Linked DNA regions of Homo sapiens: region 1 is linked to region 2. Evidence: chromatin loops called from intact Hi-C (ENCODE). Cell type or tissue: OCI-LY7. All regions are shown on one strand. Links, peaks and the distances in the headings refer to the core of each region. The heading gives the core; the rest is flanking DNA. Region 1 has its middle 110 kb from the start of LINC02195. Region 2 has its middle 56 kb from the start of LINC02195.

Evidence for each region. Hi-C counts contacts between places; a loop is a spot of excess contacts. Peaks named below come from ENCODE experiments on the same cell type or tissue, not always from the same donor. Only the 100,000 strongest peaks of a DNase experiment are listed, where the experiment ranks them.
Region 1: a loop joins it to region 2, with 4 times the contacts of the local background. A loop is called at or near these places in 1 of 110 quality-filtered maps.

The regions. Positions count from the first base shown.
Region 1 is chr16:26,700,172-26,703,099 of GRCh38, forward strand. No RefSeq gene overlaps it. Among named protein-coding and RNA genes, the nearest start is that of LINC02195, 110 kb to the left of the region's middle. In OCI-LY7, for the core only: no CTCF peak of the experiment used is centred there; DNase peaks (open chromatin) are centred at 280, 1,410 and 1,500; H3K4me3 peaks cover 1,382 bases; H3K27ac peaks cover 2,500 bases.
Region 2 is chr16:26,650,026-26,652,953 of GRCh38, forward strand. No RefSeq gene overlaps it. Among named protein-coding and RNA genes, the nearest start is that of LINC02195, 56 kb to the left of the region's middle. In OCI-LY7, for the core only: no CTCF peak of the experiment used is centred there; a DNase peak (open chromatin) is centred at 1,646; H3K4me3 peaks cover 1,852 bases; H3K27ac peaks cover 2,500 bases.

The sequences.
Region 1 (2,928 bases), core at 255-2,754, 50 kb after region 2:
AGACGAAGGAGAGGACAGAGAATAAGGGAAAGAAATATTTGAAAAACAATGTCAAATAATTTTCCAATTTTGATTTAAAAAAATTAATCTGCACTGGCAAGAAGCTTAATGAACTCTAAATAGAATAAATGCAAAGAAATCTACAACCATATACATCATAGTTAAAATATTGAGACACATCCTGAAAAAAGAAATGCAAAGAAAATTGTGAAAGCAACAAGAGAAAAATAAACATGTACAAAGAAACCACAATAAGACTGGCAGCTGACTTCTTATCTGAACACTAAAGACAAGAAAGCAGTGGGACAACATATTCGAAGTGCTGAAAATTATACACACACACACACACACACACACACACACACTAACCAAGATTCCTATATCCAGCAAAACAGTCTTTCAAAAATGAAGGTGAAATAACAATATTCTTGGATAAACAAAAACTGAGAGAATTTGTTGTTAGCAGATTTGCCTTACAAGAAATACTAAAGTCCTTCAGACTGAGAGCAAGTTACATCAGAGAGTAACTTAAATCCACATAATAAGAAAAAGAATGCACATAAAGGTAATTATGTAGATAATCACAAAAAACATATACTTGCATTTTTATTCTTCTTCACTGATTTAAATAGCAATTATGTAAGATTATACATATTATATAGATAGATTATACACAGATTTTATATAGATCTATATATAGATTATATGCATTTTTGTGTGTGTGTGTGCATGTGTGTATACATACATACAGTATACATATGTATGTGTGTATACATACATACAGTCATTCCTTATTTTCCATGGAAGATTTGTTCCAGGACTTCTCAGGGATGCAAAAATTCACAGATGCTCAAGTTACTGATATAAAATGGTATAGTATTTGCAGATAACCTGTGCACATCATCCTGTATACTTTAAATCATCTATAAATTACTTGCAATACCTAATACAATGTAAATGCTGTGTAAATAGTTGTCATATTATACTATATAGGAAATAATAACCAAAAAGTCTGTACATCTTCAGTACAGATGCAATTTTTTTTCAAATATTTTTAATCCACAGTTGGTTGAATTCACAGATACAAAGTCCACACAATATAGAGAGGGTTAACTGTGTGTGTGTGTGTGTGTGTGTGTGTGTGTGTAGAAATGCATTATATATATGTATTTTATGTAGATATACTTAATGTATAGCTATGCTGAAACATACAGAAAGGAATATATTTCACAATAACAGCACAAAGGAGGCAGGTAGAAATAAGATGTGTCAGGATAAGGAAGTGATACCAGATGGTACCACAAAACCGCAAGAGAAATGAAGAGAACCAGAAATTGCAAATAAAAAGGCTAATATAACAATCTCTATAAATATATGATTGCTCTCTTTTCTTCTCTCAGTTCCTTTAAAAGGCAGATGATATAAAATAATCATAATTACATGTTATTGGGTTTGTAACACACAGAGGTATAAAATGTGTAATAAGGATAGCAGCAGGAGGCAGCCAAATGCCTTGACAGATGGGGCGGATCCCCAGTGAAACCCCACCTCCAAGCAGAAGACAGTTTAAAACCTGAAAGCCCAACTGCAAGTTAAATCCTTGGACTGGATTGAGAGCTTGTCCTCCTGTTTGGTGTGCTTTCCTCTGATTGATCCCCAACCTTCACCTATTTTACATATACCTACTCTTTCCTAATTGGTTTTCTACACCGTCACGCCCACCTTTGAGGGGTGCTTTGCTTTAACCTTTTGCATACTCACGAACCAATCAGCATGCACTCCCCATCCAGTGCCTATAAAGACCCCAGAGTCAGTGAGTGGAGGGAGAGATGGCCTGATTTCACGAAGAGACAACCTGACTTCAGGGAAGACAACCTGCCCATCCCATCCCCTCTCCAATTCCCCTCTCCAGCTCCCCTCTCTGCTGAGAGCTGTTGTCATGGCTCAGTGAAATTATCTGCCTTCACCATCCTTCAATCGTCGCATGACCTCATTCTTCCTGGATGCTGGACAAGAGCTCAGGACCTATGGAGTGTGGGTACCCAGAAAAGGTTGTCACACTGGCCCTTGGCCCTTGCTGGCAGAGGATAGCTGCCCCATGTGATGAGGCAAAAGGCCACCTGAGGTGCTAACACACCACCATCCATTGGACTGTGGATGGCGGAACTAAAAGAACACTGTAACTCCCCTTCTGGGGCTTTGGGGTTACAGGCACCCTCACCTGGGTGCTGCCATGTTCCCCTCAAGGTGACACACATGGTCTGGACATGGGTTCTGCACTCTCTCACTCACATGCTCCATCCTGCAAAGGGGTGAGTGTGGTGGGCCGAGTAGATGGGGCAATGAAGAAGAAATAGGGAAACAAGCAAGCAAACAAGCAAAAAAAGAAACAAAATAAAAAACAAAATGACAGATATAAATCCAACCATATCAATAAAAACATTATGTAAATATATTACACAATATAATCAAAAGCCAAAGAATGTCATCCCAGATCAGTGGTATGTGGCCTACTGGAGACTCATCTTAGATTCAAAAACACAAATAGATTAAAGGTAAAATAGGCCAGGCGCAGTGGCTCACGCCTGTAATCCCAGCACTTTGTCAGGCCGAAGCAGGCAGATCACAAGGTCAGGAGATCGAGACCATCCTGGCTAAACGGTGAAACCCCATCTCTACTAAAACTACAAAAACTTAGCTGGGTGTGGTGGCACGTGCCTGTGGTACCAGCTACTTGGGAGGCTGAGGCAGGAGAATCGCTTGAACCTGTAAGGCGGAGGTTGCAGTGAGCTGAGATTGCACCACTGCACTTCAGCGTTGGCAACAGAGCGAGACTCTGTCTCAAAAAAAAAAAAAAAAAAAAAAAAGAAAGGTAAAATAATGGAAAAGATACACCATGCAAGCAGTAACCACCAAAGAGCTGGAGTG
Region 2 (2,928 bases), core at 133-2,632:
CAGCACTTCGGGAGGCCGAGGTGGGCAGATCACAAGGTCAAGAGATCGAGACCATCCTGGCCAACATGGTGAAACCCCATCTCTACTAAAAATACAAAAAAAAAAAAAAAAAAATTAGCCAGGCCTGGGGGCATGTGCCTTCAGTCCCAGCTACTTGGGAGGCTGAGGCAGGAGAATCACTTGAACCAGGAGGCAGAGGTTGCAGTGAGCTGAGATCATGCCACCGCACTCCAGCCTGGTGACAGAACAAGATTCTGCCTCAAAAAAAAAAAATAAAATAAAATTAAGCGGGCGTAGTGGCACACACCCGTAGTCCCAGCTACTTGGGAGGCTGAGGCAGGAGAATCGCTTGAACCTGGGAGGCAGAGGTTCCAGTGAGCCCAAATCATGCCACTGCACTCCAGCCTGGGCAACAGACCAAGATTGTGTCTCAAAAAAAGAAAAAAAAAAAAGAAAAAAAAAGCAGGCTAGAATGTAAGGATAGGAATGGGAACAGCCAAGACTGAGAGACAGCCCAAACCTTTTCATTCTTTCCCACTCTGGCCTGTTTTTCTCTCCAGCCACATCTTCTACTCCAGGACATGTGTTGGAATGCATTGTTTGTTTGTTTGGACGTGTGTTGGAATGCATTGTTTGTTTGTTTATTTGTTTGTTTGTTTGTTTTGAGATAGAGTCTCACTCTGTTGCCCAGGTTGGAGTGCAGTGGTGTGATCTCGGCTTACTGCAACCTCTGCCTCCTGGGTTCAAGCAATTCTCCTGTCTCAGCCTCCCGAGTAGCTGGGACTACAGGAGCCTGCCACCACAACTGACTAATTTTTACTAGGGACAGAGTATCGCCATGGTGGCCAGGCTGGTCTCAAACTTCTGATCTCAGGTGATCCACCTGCCTTGGCCTCCCAAAGTGCTGGGATTACAGGCATGAGCCACCGCACCCAGCCCCTTCTTACATGTTGATCCCCATTTCTCCTAAAACCCAACCAAGTTTACTTGGGAAATCCTTCCAAGTCTGGCATAAATGGTGCCCACCATGAGAATCTTCCTGGTCTTCAAAGAAGTTGTGGTTTGAATGCATCCTCCATCCCTGCATCAATCAGCTTAGGTGTATCACCCTGTCAGAGCTCCTTAAGAGCCAAGGGCACATAGTAGATACTGAATAAAAATGTTGACTTATACATCACAAATATCTCTACTATCTAACATTCTGTTGGTTGGATTTTTTTTACTTAAAAATAAATGATAAATTCACAGGAAGTTGCAAAAATCATATAGGAAGTCCCTGTGTACCTTTTACCTACCTTTTACCCATTTCCCCCCAATGGTTATGTTGCTGAAATACCAAGGGTTTGGTCCAGGTCCTGCTGCTCACTGCACAGAAAGCCAATCACTGAGACAATGAGTATTGCCAGGGAAGAAGACTTTATTTAGGTGATGCAGCTGAGGAGATGGGAGATCAGTCTCAAATCTGTTTCTTCAAGCAACTAAAATTAGGGGTTTATATAGCAGGGAAGAAATGTAACTATTGGTGGGAAAATGAGAATTAGAGAGGGGTAAGGAAGAGGAGCTGGTCAACAGGAGGCAGGTGGTTGGTTAGGCAACCATGACGAGTGAGGGGTCTGATGTCTCATTGTCTAGATGCTGTGATCTGGTGAGTTTCAGTTCCTTAGTACTATTTGGGATGCCTGATGGTTGGTTTCTTGACAACGGAATCAGAAAAGACAAATGTAACTTTCTCAAGTTTTGAGACTGGGAGGGTCAGTTTCTATGTTTATTCAAAAGAAACCATAACATCACTTCTATGGGACAATTTGGCTACTTTCAGTTACATCTTCCATACTTATCATACCATTTCAAAGCTAGTGACTTGTCATTGGTACAATCTGTGTGTGTAGGTTTATGTTATTTTATCATGAGTATATATTCCTGCAACTACCACAGTCAACATAGAGAATAATTCCATCACCACAAATGTCTACCTCCTGCCACTCCTTTAGAGTGATACCTCCACCATCCCTTCCACCTCCACTTCTGCAATTGCCCTAATGCTAGGTAATCGTTAATCTGTTTTCCAACTTGAAATGTTGTCATTTCAAGAATGTCATACAATGGAATCACACAGTATGTGATCTTTTGAGATTGGCTTTATTCACACAGCATAATGCCCTTGAGATCCATCTAAATTATTGAGTCTATCAGTAATTCACTCCTTTTTATTGCTGTGTAGTTGTATTAGTCTGTTCTCACATCACTATAAAGTAATACCTGAAACTTGGTAATTTATAAAGAAAATAGGTTTAATTGGCTCGTGGTTCTGCAGGTTGTACAGGAAGCATGATGCTGGCATCTGCTTCCAGGAAGCCCCAGGAAACTTACAACCATAGGCAAAGGAGAAGGGGAAGCAGGCATGTCTAACATGGCTGGAGCAGGAGGAAAAGAGAGCTGGGAGGTGCCACACACTTTTAAACAACTGGATCTGGTGAGAACTCTATCATGAGATAGCACTGGGGAATGGTGCTAACCCATCAGAAACCTCCCTCATCACCTCCCACCAGGCCCCAACTCCAATATTGGTGATTACAATTCTACATGAGATTTGGGCGGGGACACAGATCTAAACTGTATCAGTAGTATTCTATAGCATGGGTGTAGCAGTTTATTTAACCATTCCTGTATACAGGGCATTTTATGTGCTTCCAGTTTTTGGCTATTACAAATATAGTCGCTACAAACAGTCATGTACAGGTTTTGTGTGGACATACGTTTTTAGTTCTTTCAGAAAATGGCCAGAAGTACAATTCCTGGATCATATGGTAAGTGTATGTTTAGTTTTTTTTAAAAAGCTATTTACCAAAGTGGCTAGATAATTGCACATTCCCACCAGCAATGTATACGTGATCCAGTTTATCCACATCCTCCCCATAATCTGCTATT